Regions from separate parts of the Homo sapiens genome. Here region 2 is linked to region 1. The links are chromatin contacts, found by Hi-C or POLR2A ChIA-PET in ENCODE. All regions are on one chromosome and are shown on one strand. The core of a region is the stretch at or near the end of the contact, and the rest is flanking DNA. Distances in the headings are between cores, read along the strand shown. Region 1 holds the start of RUBCN (rubicon autophagy regulator). Region 2 overlaps LRCH3 (leucine rich repeats and calponin homology domain containing 3).

What was found. A loop is a pair of places that touch in the nucleus more often than their neighbours do. ChIA-PET counts read pairs that join two places held with the same protein, here RNA polymerase II (POLR2A). Pooled maps may share reads with other maps.
Region 2: a loop to region 1 is called in a pooled map, with 7 times the contacts of the local background. The contact joins the enhancer-like site here to the promoter of RUBCN in region 1. A Hi-C loop is called at or near these places in 6 of 50 pooled maps. POLR2A ChIA-PET finds 5 or more read pairs at or near these places in 3 of 52 experiments (CD8-positive, alpha-beta memory T cell, GM12878 and H1).

Annotation. Positions count from the first base shown.
Region 1 is chr3:197,734,438-197,740,681 of GRCh38, forward strand. It overlaps RUBCN (rubicon autophagy regulator), which reads right to left and starts at 2,467. Exons shown (of 20, transcript NM_014687.4): 1 at 2,218-2,467. The coding sequence starts at 2,282. RefSeq lists enhancers at 765-814, 1,745-2,592 and silencers at 2,181-2,730, 5,090-5,222.
Region 2 is chr3:197,876,287-197,882,483 of GRCh38, forward strand. The region is part of intron 20 of LRCH3 (leucine rich repeats and calponin homology domain containing 3); the gene reads left to right. Among named protein-coding and RNA genes, the nearest start is that of RPL35A, 71 kb to the right of the region's middle. Within about 2 kb of position 2,290, at least 2 of the 41 ENCODE cell types and tissues checked have a DNase peak (open chromatin) inside an H3K27ac peak, as active enhancers do.

The DNA.
Region 1 (6,244 bases), core at 1,217-3,716:
TGCCGAACTGCCTGGGTTTGAATCCAGTTCTGCCAGGGATTCGCTGTACAACCTTGGCAAGTTACTTACCCTGTCCATTTCTCAGCTTTCTCATCTGTGACACAGCAATAACAGTAGTACCGACCACATACAATAGTTATAGGGATTAAAGAAGTTAACGCAGTATTCATATCTTAATACCTTAAAACAATTCCTGGCATGTGGTAAATAGCATTTGTTACATACATTAAAAAAATAACTAACCCAGCCTCCCTCACATGAAGTGGTAGAGGGAAATCAAAACAATCCTAAAACGTGTTTAGAATTTACATGGGACCTTTCACACGAAGCACGTCACAGACATCTGCAGGAAGAATAAATAGTCAAATAGGCAAAGCAGAAACTGAAACATGGAAAAGGGAAGTAAGATGTTCAGTTTCACTTAGCACAAATCATTCTCAGATCTCAGGCAGGAGCCCCAAAGTCCTGTCAGTCCAGGTTTTGTTCAACAGGCCACTTTGCACATAAAAGTAGAGTCACCCTTAAAAATAGCAAGTCTTCACCCAGGAACATCTCATAAATCTTCCCTTGTTGATATTTTCTCAGAGGTAAATATTCTGCTTCTAGTTTTTGGATCCCAGCTGCTCCTGAGACCATCATTATATCTGAAACTGTTTCTAAATGTCAAGTGAGGTCAGGCCTGGTGGCTCACACCTGTTAATTCCAGCACTTTGGGAGGCCGACGTGGCGGGGGAGAATTGCTTGAGCCCAGGAGTTAGAGACCAGCCTGGGCAATATGGTGAGACCCTGTCTCTACAAAAAAGTTTTTTAAAGTAGCCAGATGTGGTAGCTGGCACCTATATCCCCAGCTACTTGGGAAGCTGAGCTAGTATAATCGCTTGAGCCCAAGAGTTGGAGGCTGCAGTGAGCCGTGTTCACGGCACTGCGCTCAGCCTGGGGGACAGGGTGAGGCTGTGTCTCAAAAAATAAAATAAAAATAAAATAATAAATGTCAAGTATGACTCCCTTAAGCCACATTCCTGCTCTCGCCTGTCAGCATTCCAGCCTCTTTAAAAAAGATTAAGACCAGAGTTATTAATGAAGCAAACCCTAAATATGGAAGGCATCTCTACAGACTCCGATTCATCATTTAGTCAAAGTAGTTCGGGGTTTCTTTGGCTTTTTGTTTTTTGAAGACAGGGTCTTCCTCTGTCACCCAGGCTGGAGTGTAGTGGTGCGATCTCGGCTCAATGCAGCCTCGACTTATTGGACTCAAGTGATCCTCTCGCCTCAGCCTCCCGAGTAGCTGGCACCACAGGTGAGCACCACCACGCCGAGCTAATTTTTGTATTTTTGTAGAGACGGGGATCTCCCTAGGTTACCCAGGCTGGTCTCAAACTCCTGGACTCAAGCGACCCGCCTCAGCCTCCCCCAAGGTGCTGGAATTACAGGTGTGAGGCACCGCACCCGGTCCAAAGTAGTTTTTATATTTTAAATCCCCCAATTTCTAGAAGATATGAGCTTTCTGACATGGTTCCATATAAATAAATGTGAACTTGCTTAGTTTGCATTGTGAGGAAAAAGGGACAGGTTTGAAGACGAAAAGGAAATGGCACAGAGGTCCTGCCACTCTCTGACAGGGATTCGGCAATGACAAAGTGCAGAGTTTCTGGTCTCATTAGCAGTCCCCGCCCCACCGCACTGCCATGACACTCGCTCACTTTCTCCCCAGGCTCTCCTCGCCTTCATCCCCATGCTCATCTCTGCCTAAGCTTCTTCCGAGGCCACTCATAACGCTTCACCTCTGCTCCCAGGAATTCTCACATCCTCTTCGCGTTGGCCCCACTTGCTGTCACGGCAAGTTTCAGTCCGGGTGGTGCCCTGCCCCTGTCTATAGACTCTGGCCTGTAAAACCTCACTGCACCCCTCTGGCCTCTTCGCCCAGTCTCTCAGCTGCCACCTCCTCTCCAGCAGTCTTGGATCTGAGCTTCACCCTCCTCTGCTGCCCTTGCCCTCCGCAAATCCCACCCACCCTCCTCACCCTAAGCCGGTTCCTTCGTCCCATCCCCGCCCCGCCCGTCCTTCCTCTGCGAAATGCTTCCCAAACAAGTCCTCCGCAGCCGTCGTCCTCAAGACTCGTCGCGCCCGGCCCTTCTCTCCGTGACCCCGCGCCCTCCCAAGCCTCCCGGGGCTCCGGCGCCTGTCGCTGCCCCGACTCCGCGGCGGCTCCCAGCCCACCTGCTCTCCTCAGGCAGGCGCTCCTCGCCGCCTCCGAGCTCCATTCCCGCGCCCTCCGGCCGCATCCGGGGCGGTGAGGCCGCCTCTTCGCCCAAGAGAGGCGTCCCTGCCGCTTCGCCCTTCAGGGCTCCCGGGGCCCCCTGGGGCCGGAGGAGGCACCTGCGGCCGGTGGGCTCCGGGTGATGCGCTACACCCGGGCGGCGACAGCGGGAGGGACCGCCGCCTGGGCTGCGGCTTCTATCCCGGCCACCCCCACTTCCGGCTCCGGGGACTACAGCCCCCGGCGAGCACTCCGAGGCTAGGCCGCTCCCGCAGGACGCGTCCTCCAATCCCAGGCCGCGCTCGCAGACCGCGCCCCTCCAACGGCAGGCCGCTCCCGCAAGCCGCGCCCTCCAATCCCAGGCCGCTCCCGCAGGCCGCGCCCTCCAATCCCAGGCCGCGCTCGTGGATTACTACGCACCCGGTGGTTGGCTGGGCCGGCTTGCAAGCGGCGGGGGACCTTGGTCTCAGGAATCCGTGCCGGGGCGTATCCTTATTCACCCCCGTGACATTACACGCTGGGGACCGAACTCAGTCCGAGATGTAGACTAGGCAATAACGCTAATCTAATCCCGGTACGATTAACCCCACTCAGCCCGCCCTGGCTTAATGTCCGCTGGTGGTGTTTGGAGACCTCGAGCATTTAAATGAAGCGCTCACAAACAAGAGCACAGGTTGCTTTGGGATCATAAAAGAGCAGGAGAGAAAGGCTTCTGGGGGCTCTCGGAAGATGGATGTCAACGCAGAGTTTTCAAGGCTGAGTACGGGTTAGCCAGGAGAAAGAAGAGAAGGTGGAGAGAGCAACACGGCAGATACAAGGAAGGAAGTGCTGGCTTGGGAACTGCAGGTGCTGGGTAGCCAGAGCTGGGAAGGAGTGAGCAGCAGCATGGTGTGGGCATTCTGGTGTGGGGAAACCAGATCATGAAATGCCATTTTAAGGAGTTTGGATTTTATCCTGAAAACAATCAGCAAATCAAGCATATGCAAATCAAGAAGTGATTTGATCGAATCTGATGAGAAAGCCACTTTTGACAATGTGGACAGGAGATGGGGCAGATATAATACTATATTGAGGTAACGGTGGAAGGCTAGATAGGAGACTGGTCATCCTTATGGGGGATAACCAAGTAATGCTAAGAAGTGAAGCGAACCAGTTGAAAGAAACGTGGGCCTAGGGTTGCCAGATACTCTGGTTTCTCTTTTTTCTTTTTCAAAGACGGGGTCTCTCTCTGTCGCCCAGGCTGGGGTGCAGTGGCGCAATCATAGCTCCCTGCAGCCTGGAACTCCTGGGCTCAAGCAGTCCTCCTTCCTCAGCCTCCTGAATAGCTGGGACTACAGGTGCGAGCCACCACACCTAGCTATGATATTTTGATTTTTTAAAAGAAGCTAGGATCTGCATTTTTAAGCACTACTTCCAAATTTTTAAACGTTGGCAACAAATTTTTTAAACTTTCAACTTTGCACAGGCCAAACACAGCTTGTCTGTAGGCTGAAGGTGGCCCTTGAGTTGCTAGTTTGCAAACCCAGGCTTAAACTACAGCAGCGGTTGAAGAGAACAAGGAGGCTCAGATTACAGCAATGTGAAGGCAACAGAATCAGCACTACTCTATAAAGGACTGACTGTGGCAAGTGAGGGAGAAAGAGCGATCAAGAATAACTCCGTGAAAAACTAATGACTCTATATTAAAATAATATATGGCTTTTAGGTATTTTCAAACTTGACAAAAGTGTTTTGGCAATTAAAAATGAAATGAAAGAGCCTCTTGAAGCCATTTATGATTTCATTTAGGTTAAAAAAATACTCTCTTTCAAACTTTCTCATTTTCCTACTAAACGATTATACTTCTTTAAGAAAGGGGCAATATTACTCATTGGGATTTCTCTTCCTTCTGTGACTTTCTTCTCTTTTGGAGACGCAGTCTTGCTCTGTCACCCAGGCTGGGGTGCAGTAGCGCTGCCACAGTTCACTGCAGCCTCAACCTCCTCAAGCGGATCCTCTCACCTCAGCTTCCCAAGTAGCTGGGACCACAGGCAGTGCCACTATGCCCAGCTAATTTGTTTTTTTTTTTTTAATTTTTGGTAGAGACAGGGTCTCACTGTGCTGCCTAAGCTGGTCTCAAATTCCTGGGCTCAAGCAGTCCTCCTGCCTCAGTCACCCAAAAAGTATTGGGATTACAGGCATGAGGCACCATACCTGGCCTTACTTCTAGTTCTATAAATGTATGAACTTTATTTTTTGGCATACAGTATAATCCCAAATTAACACTATATTATTTATTTATTTATTTTTGAGACAGAGTTTCACTCTTGTTGGCTAGACTGGAGTGCAATGGCGCGATCGGGTTCAAGCGATTCTCCTGCCTCAGCCTCCTGAGCAGCTGGGATTACAGGCATCCGCCACCACGCCCGGCTAATTTTGTATTTTTTAGTAGGGACAAGGTTTCTCCATGTTGGTCAGGCCGGTCTTGAACTCCCGACCTCAGGTGATCCGCCGGCTTCGGCCTCCCAAAGTGCTGGGATTACAGGCGTACTAAAAAATACAAAAAAATTAGCCGGGCATGGTGGCAGACGCCTGTAATCCCAGCTACTCAGGAGGCTGAGGCAGGAGAATGGCTTGAACCCAGGAGGCAGGGCTTGCAGTGAGCCGAGATCGTGCTACTGCACTCCAGCCTGGGCGATAAGAGCAAGACTTCGTCTGAAAAAAGAAAAAAAAAAAAAGGCCGGGCGTGGTGGCTCATGCCTGTAATCCCAGCACTTTGGGAGGTCAAGGCGGGCAGATCACGAGGTCAGGAGATGGAGACTATCCTGGCTGACACGGTGAAACCCCGTCTCTACTAAAAATACAACAAAAAATTAGCCGGGCGTGGTGGCGGGCGCCTGTAGTCCCAGCTACTCCGGAGGCTGAGGCAGGAGAATGGCGTGATGAACCCGGGAGGCGGAGCTTGCAGTGAGCAGAGATCACGCCACTGCACTCCAGCCTGGAAGACAGAGCTAGACCTGGGCGACAGAGGGAGACTCCGTTTCAAAAAAAAAGGCAATCAGCTTTATCAGGAAATCCTAGGGGCCAGAAGCGGTGGCTCACGCCTGTAATCTCAACACTGGGAGGCCCAGGCAGGCGGGTCACTTGACACCAGGAGTTCGAAACCAGCCTGGCCAACATAGTGAAACTCTGTCTCTACTAAAAATACAAAGAAAAAATAGTCGGGTGTAGTGGCACACGCCTGTAATCCCAGCTACTTGGGTGGCTGAGGCATGAGAATCGTTTGAACCCGTGAGGTAGAGGTTGCAGTGAGCTGAGATTGTACCACTGCACTCCACCCTGGGTGACAGAGTGAGACTGTCTTGGGGAGAAAAAAAAGAAATCCAAAAACTAAAATTGTAGCAAAAAGGCTGGAAAACAGGCTTTTTCTCATATGTCCAAGTTCAAGTTACATGTACTGGATTTTCTTTAAAGCCATTAATAAACATGACAATAATCTGCACTAGCCATGCGTTACCTATCCCATCCCTCTACTTTCCCTCATAATCCTGAACCCCTTCTTTTGTTTTTTTTTCTTTTGAGATGGAGTCTCGCTCTGTCACTCAGGCTGGATCATGGATCCACTGAAAATACAAAATACAAAAAATTAGCTGGGAATGGTGGCAGACGCCTGTAATCCCAGCTACTCGGGAGGCTGAGCCAGGAGAATCTCTTTAACCTGGGAGGCGGAGGTTGCAGTGAGCTGAGGTCATGCCATTGCACTCCATCCTGGGCAACAAGGCAAGACTCCATCTTAAAAAAAAAGAAAAAGAAAAAGAAATTTTGTAGTATAATTGGCAAAATTTGAACATGAACCATAATTGGATAATAGTACAGCATCAATGTTAAATTTTCTAAACTTGGTAATTTTAGCATGGTTATGTTAAGGAATATCCCTAGAAATATATTCTCTTTCTTTTTTTTTTGAGACAGAGTCTTGCTGTGTTGCCCAGGCTGGAGTGCAGTGGC
Region 2 (6,197 bases), core at 1,040-3,539, 140 kb after region 1:
TAACTGAATTACAGGCTTTATTTGGATTTCATCAGTTTTTCCATGAAGCTCTGGTTCTTTGGAGTCTGGCATGCAACAGGCCATTTCTAAGCTGTTGTCCTGCTATGAGGATTTATTGCCTCCAGCTCAGTTATAACTTTATTGCCCTTTAATATTACAAATAGTTAAATTTATTTATAGATGCGATTAAGGGAAATGAACTTGATACAGTCTTATCCAATAACCCCTTTAAAAAGCAATTATATTAAACCAACTAAGTATTATACTATTAAGGAATATTATGTGGTATAAAGACAAATTTAAAGAAATAAATGACTTGGTGCCATGTGATACTTTTTCATTAACCACGACCATTACAAGTCTTGTTAACATATTTTGTCTATAGCCTGCAAGGAGGAAAACATGATTCTTCTCTATCACCTTCTAATTAGGTATCAGTAACTCAGGGGTGGCCCTGGGGCTCATCAACAGCTCCACCATTGCTCTCAGAGTTTGGTTCCTGTTCCTGTAGCTTCCATGACAGTGATTCTCTTTACCCAACTCACCGCACCCATGGCAGTGATTCTCTTTACCCAACTCACCGCACCCATGACAGTGATTCTCTTTACCCAACTCACCGCACCCATGGCAGTGATTCTCTTTACCCAACTCACCGCACCCATGGCAGTGATTCTCTTTACCCAACTCACCGCACCCATGGCAGTGATTCTCTTTACCCAACTCACCGCACCCATGGCAGTGATTCTCTTTACCCAACTCACCGCACCCATGGCAGTGATTCTCTTTACCCAACTCACCGCACCCATGGCAGTGATTCTCTTTACCCAACTCACCGCACCCATGGCAGTGATTCTCTTTACCCAACTCACCGCACCCATGGCAGTGATTCTCTTTACCCAGTTCACCGCACCCATGGCAGTGATTCTCTTTACCCAACTCACCGCACCCATGGCAGTGATTCTCTTTACCCAACTCACCGCACCCATGGCAGTGATTCTCTTTACCCAGTTCACCGCACCCATGGCAGTGATTCTCTTTACCCAACTCACCGCACCCATGGCAGTGATTCTCTTTACCCAACTCACCGCACCCATGGCAGTGATTCTCTTTACCCAGTTCACCGCACCCATGGCAGTGATTCTCTTTACCCAACTCACCGCACCCATGGCAGTGATTCTCTTTACCCAACTCACCGCACCCATGGCAGTGATTCTCTTTACCCAACTCACCGCACCCATGGCAGTGATTCTCTTTACCCAACTCACCGCACCCATGACAGTGATTCTCTTTACCCAGTTCACCGCACCTCTTTCTAACTAGCCAGGAGTTGACTAGGCCACAGCATCACATGTTACAAAGTGAAAGAGAGAGCGCCCAGCTCCACAGATCATCTGTGTCAGCCAGCAGGATTCCCAGGATTGTTTTTCTCTTATGAAAGTAGATCATCATTCTATTATTTATTTTTTACTTTTTTCTTTTGCTGTTTTTTTTTTAACTGAATTATACAAGAATGGAAATTTACATAAAGTGGTAGTTAGCAAACACCTTTTTGATTCCTATGGACAAATTGAAAGCAAAATTTTCGTTTTTATATTATGTTGTTTTATAAAGGGTCATCTTTTAGAACAGACCTTTTTAAATATTTTGAGAGCACTGAATATGGTTTCTGAAGAAATAACATACATTCTTTTAAACAAGTTTATTCTAATAGTGCACATTAGCCTCCAGTTCTTCCCTTCTGCTTCCTAAAGAGGTTCTTGCTACACAAACATCCAGTGTCTGCTCTAGTTCCCTGCCACAGTGTCTTTAAACAAAGAGAGTATGGCATGGGTTGGTGCAGAGAATGGGAAATGCAAAATAGACAGGAGAGTGCTGAAAATGGCCCCACTCAAGCAAGTCATGTTGACTTACCAGATGTCAAAACCTGTTGAAAGGTCTAAGCCTGTCCGCGGGGCTTTCGGAAGCATCCTCTGAGGGTCTCTGAGATTTAAAGTCCGTACCTTGGAATTATTTCAGGATGTTCCCACCATCAGCCAACAAAGTACAAAACAGTGTGCCTTAAAATACACATTTAAGTTGGTATTTGCATGCAGTGGTTGACCATGTTTGTTATGGGCCAGCCTGCCCCTGTTCCTACCAGAGCTGTGCTGTTGGAAGGCAAGTACGAAGAAAAAAAAAATACAGTTTTAAAAGACTGGGTCTTTTTCCAGAGTGGTTAGGCTGAGGTTTTGATGCATCCTCCCTCCTTCTCCGTCACCAGAAAGAGGAAATGGACGTTCCCATAGGCTGCCCCTTCCTTCTCCCCTTCCACCTCCCACCCACGTCCCCACCACAACCACTGCCAGTTTTACACGGCTTCCTAGCAAGCTGCTACTTCTGCTGAAAAATTAGTCATCTGTCTAGAACAAAGTGAAAGAAAATGAATAAACGCACAAACTCGTAGGTTCAAACTAGCCTTCTGAGGTCCCTCTGCCAGAGGAAGAGAAGAAACTTCTACCTCCTCGTCTTCCTTTTTCTCCTGGTCTCCAGGTCATTCTGGCCTTTACTTAAACATCCCCACTTTGCTCTGTGTGACTTGAACATTGGGAATGTAATAATGACCACTTTTGAAAATGTAAAACAGAAAACAATATTACAAATATTTTTGTCAGATTCTATACCCAGGTAAGATAGATAAAGACAAATAATTTCCCTTCTCTGTGTAACTTTTAAAGTGTTGTACAAGTTAAAGTATGAGTGAAATACTGAAGAACAAGGCAGTTATTAAAAACCTCTGATGACATTGGGCATGTGGGTATTTGCTTTATTTTTATGCTTCTATTCAATATGCTACATTCAAAAAAACTGTAATGGGTGATTAAAAACTTGTATCTGAGTCCAGTATCTTTTGTCCCAGAGTCGTTATGTTATGTGTTAAAGGATGTCTGTCTCCCTGTTGTCAAGTCCATTCTTGTATTTATTTAATGAATTTTGCAATCTGTAAAATGGAGGGTTTGGATGATCTCTGAGGCCCTTAACAGCTCTGCCTTCATTTTGAACACATTCTCGAGCTGGACTTGGTTAAAATAGACACCCCCTGGCCGGGCGCGGTGGCTCACGCCTGTAATCCCAGCACTTTGGGAGGCCGAGGTGGGCGGATCACGAGGTCAGGAGATCGAGACCATCCTGGCTAACATGGTGAAACCCCGTCTCTACTAAAAATACAAAAAATTAGCCGGGCGTGGTGGCGGGCGCCTGTAGTCCCAGCTGCTCGGGAGGCTGAGGCGGGAGAATGGCGGGAACCCGGGAGGCGGAGCTTGCAGTGAGCCGAGATCAGCGAGACTCCGTCTCAAAAAAAATAAAAAATAAAAAAATAAAATAAAACAGACACCCTCTGATTTTTAGAGGAATGCCAAGTCATTGAATGCATTTGGCTTCTGGGTAGTAAATTACCCCCGGATCATGAGGCTTTCCTCAGTCTTTGAACCTTTTTGATGTACATGGCTTTCTCCAAAAACGTCCGTCTCCTCAGCCTCTGCAGTTTTCGTCCTTGCTTTCTGACCTACTTTTTTTTTTTTTTTAAATAGAGGAGAATGAGTCAGGAAAGAGGTTGCTTCACACACACCTCACTACATTCAGGCCTCACACGACCCTAAACCAACATCCACTTCTGTGTATTGTATTTTTTTTTTTTTTTTGAGACGGAGTCTCGCTCTGTCACCCAGGCTGGAGTGCGGTGGCGCGATCTCGGCTCACTGCAAGCTCCGCCTCCCGGGTTCCCGCCATTCTCCTGCCTCAGCCTCCCGAGTAGCTGGGACTACAGGCGCCCGCCACCACGCCCGGCTAATTTTTTGTATTTTTAGTAAAGACGGGGTTTCACCGTGTTAGCCGGGATGGTCTCGATCTCCTGACCTCGTGATCCACCCGCCTCGGCCTCCCAAAGTGCTGGGATTACAGGTGTGAGCCACCGCGCCCGGCCTGTGTATTGTATTCTTAATGTTCAGACCAGTCACCAACAAACGAATTTTATTCTGCTATTTAGTAGTAAGATCAGGCTCAGCATGGAGAAGATTCTTTGTAGTTTGGGTTTTCAGCGTTTTATTTTTGTTCCTCAATGTAAAAATGTTACAGGATGTGTATATGTGAATATGACTGAGATGATCATATGAATTCTATACTCAAATCTGCATTTCTGATCCACTGACTTTGTTTTTCTGTTTTCCTTTCCTGCTTACACTTTGGACAGGACAATCTTTGTTCCCCTTCCGACATCCTTCAGCTAAACCTCAGCGTTAAAAGAACTGTTGAAACGCTCCTTTCTCTTGGGGCACACTCAGAAGAATCCAGTTTTGTCTGTCTCTCTCTGCAGCTTCTGGGTTTTGTGGCATTTTACTGTACTGTGATGTTAACTCTCTGTGTGCTTTATTACTGGCTCTTCCCCGCTCGCTGAAAGATTGCACTCCGGTGACTTTCTGCCTCATTCCTGTGCTTGGTAAAGGAGGTTTGTTTCTCATCCAGAATTATTTACATAAGTGCTTTTTCTCCCTGCTGGCCCTCAAAGAGCTAACCCATAAAGGAGGTAAATCCTTTCTTTATATTTGCAGATGAGCACCCCCTCACATTAGTAAACATTTACGATTGCTAACAAAGAGTAAAAGACCAGCATTTTTTCTCCTGGTCATCCGTCCATTCTCCTGGCCTGTGGCCTTGTTTCTCTTACCATAAATGCTGAAGCATTTTTACTAATACAATTCTGAACTTGTACTTCGAATATGACATGTAGAGCTTTATTTCCAAGTCACACAATACAACTCCCATCTGGCCATTTTTCCGTGCCTCAGCACAAGTGTTGAATTGTGGAGTGACTGAACCTTTGCAGCAGCTGCTCACGAGGAGAACCGTCGTGCCTTTTCTGGTTTTGGCCGCACCCGGTTACTTAGATTTCTGCTTTGAACTGTGTCCTGAGATCCTGAATCCCCGCTTTGTCGGTAGGCACAGGTCCATATAAGCATTTGCGGTCTGGACGTTTCAAAGGTATTGGCCATAATTTTAATAATTTTAGTTTGGTCAGAATGTTCAGTTTGAAGATCACCCACATTCCCTAGACTGCTCTTCTGAGCCCAGTCTATACGCTGTATGTGCTGCACACGAGCAGATGGGCTGGAGCTGGCCTCTCAGGGTGGGCACCTTCCAGATTGTGTTTGTTATGTGTGACTGAGGTTCACTCCCAGCATTCTGTTTAAATTTGGAATTTATGTGATTTCTAACATATTCAAACCTTCTTAATAGTGAAACAGTAGCAGGAGAAGTATTAGGGCAGCAGTCCCTGTTCTGTGCTCAAGGCAGTGAATATTGTCTAGCTCTTTCAGAATGCGTAGCACTTAGCTGCTAGACGTTAATGCTGGAAACTATAATTGCGGTTAGATTCTAGTTTCATAAGTGGTGTTTCTGAATATTCAGGAACCTTCTGAACTCTGTTAACAAAATTGGGATAAAGGATGAACTCAAGTGTGAAGAGAGATTGTGAGGAGCATAATATCCGGTTTAGAATTCAGCCTGAGGGAGGAGCATAACATCTGGGTGTAGAATTCAGCCTGAGGGGCTCACTGGTTTGGTTTTCTTCCATATGAAATGGGACAGCTATTTTCACAGGTCAAAAGACTGTTCACTATTAATGCTGAAACACTCAACACTGTGATGATGAAAACTTCAGTTTTCTGTGTCAGTAGGTGCCTTTCAGACTTTGGGGAATTGGGTTGGTTATATTTTTAAGATGTCTCAGAGTTGAAACACCTGTTAAAAAACACACACAGGCTCTCATGTGGTTTAGGGGTTGTAATTGTACATTCTCTTGAGAACACACGGCACTCCCTCTAGTCCAGCTGGGAGGTGAGGGTGCCCCAGAAAGCACAGGCTTCTGAGTGTGAACACCGGCCGCGCAGGTCCTAGGGCGCTGCTGAGAGGAAGAGACCAGGGAATCAGCCTTGGAGAAAGCACGTCTCTTCCGACAGCAAAACACTGGGCAGGTTCATTTTAAGTATCATTTATCTAGACTTGCAGTTGCACTCAAAGTATTTCTACAAAGTTGCTAGTTTTTTTAGATCAAAAGATTACAGTTACCTCATTTTATCAAAATAAGTATTAAATAAAAAGTAAGCACAAGTACCAATAACTGCCTCAAAAATACTTGTTATATATTTTATTGTAACTGGTTTTAT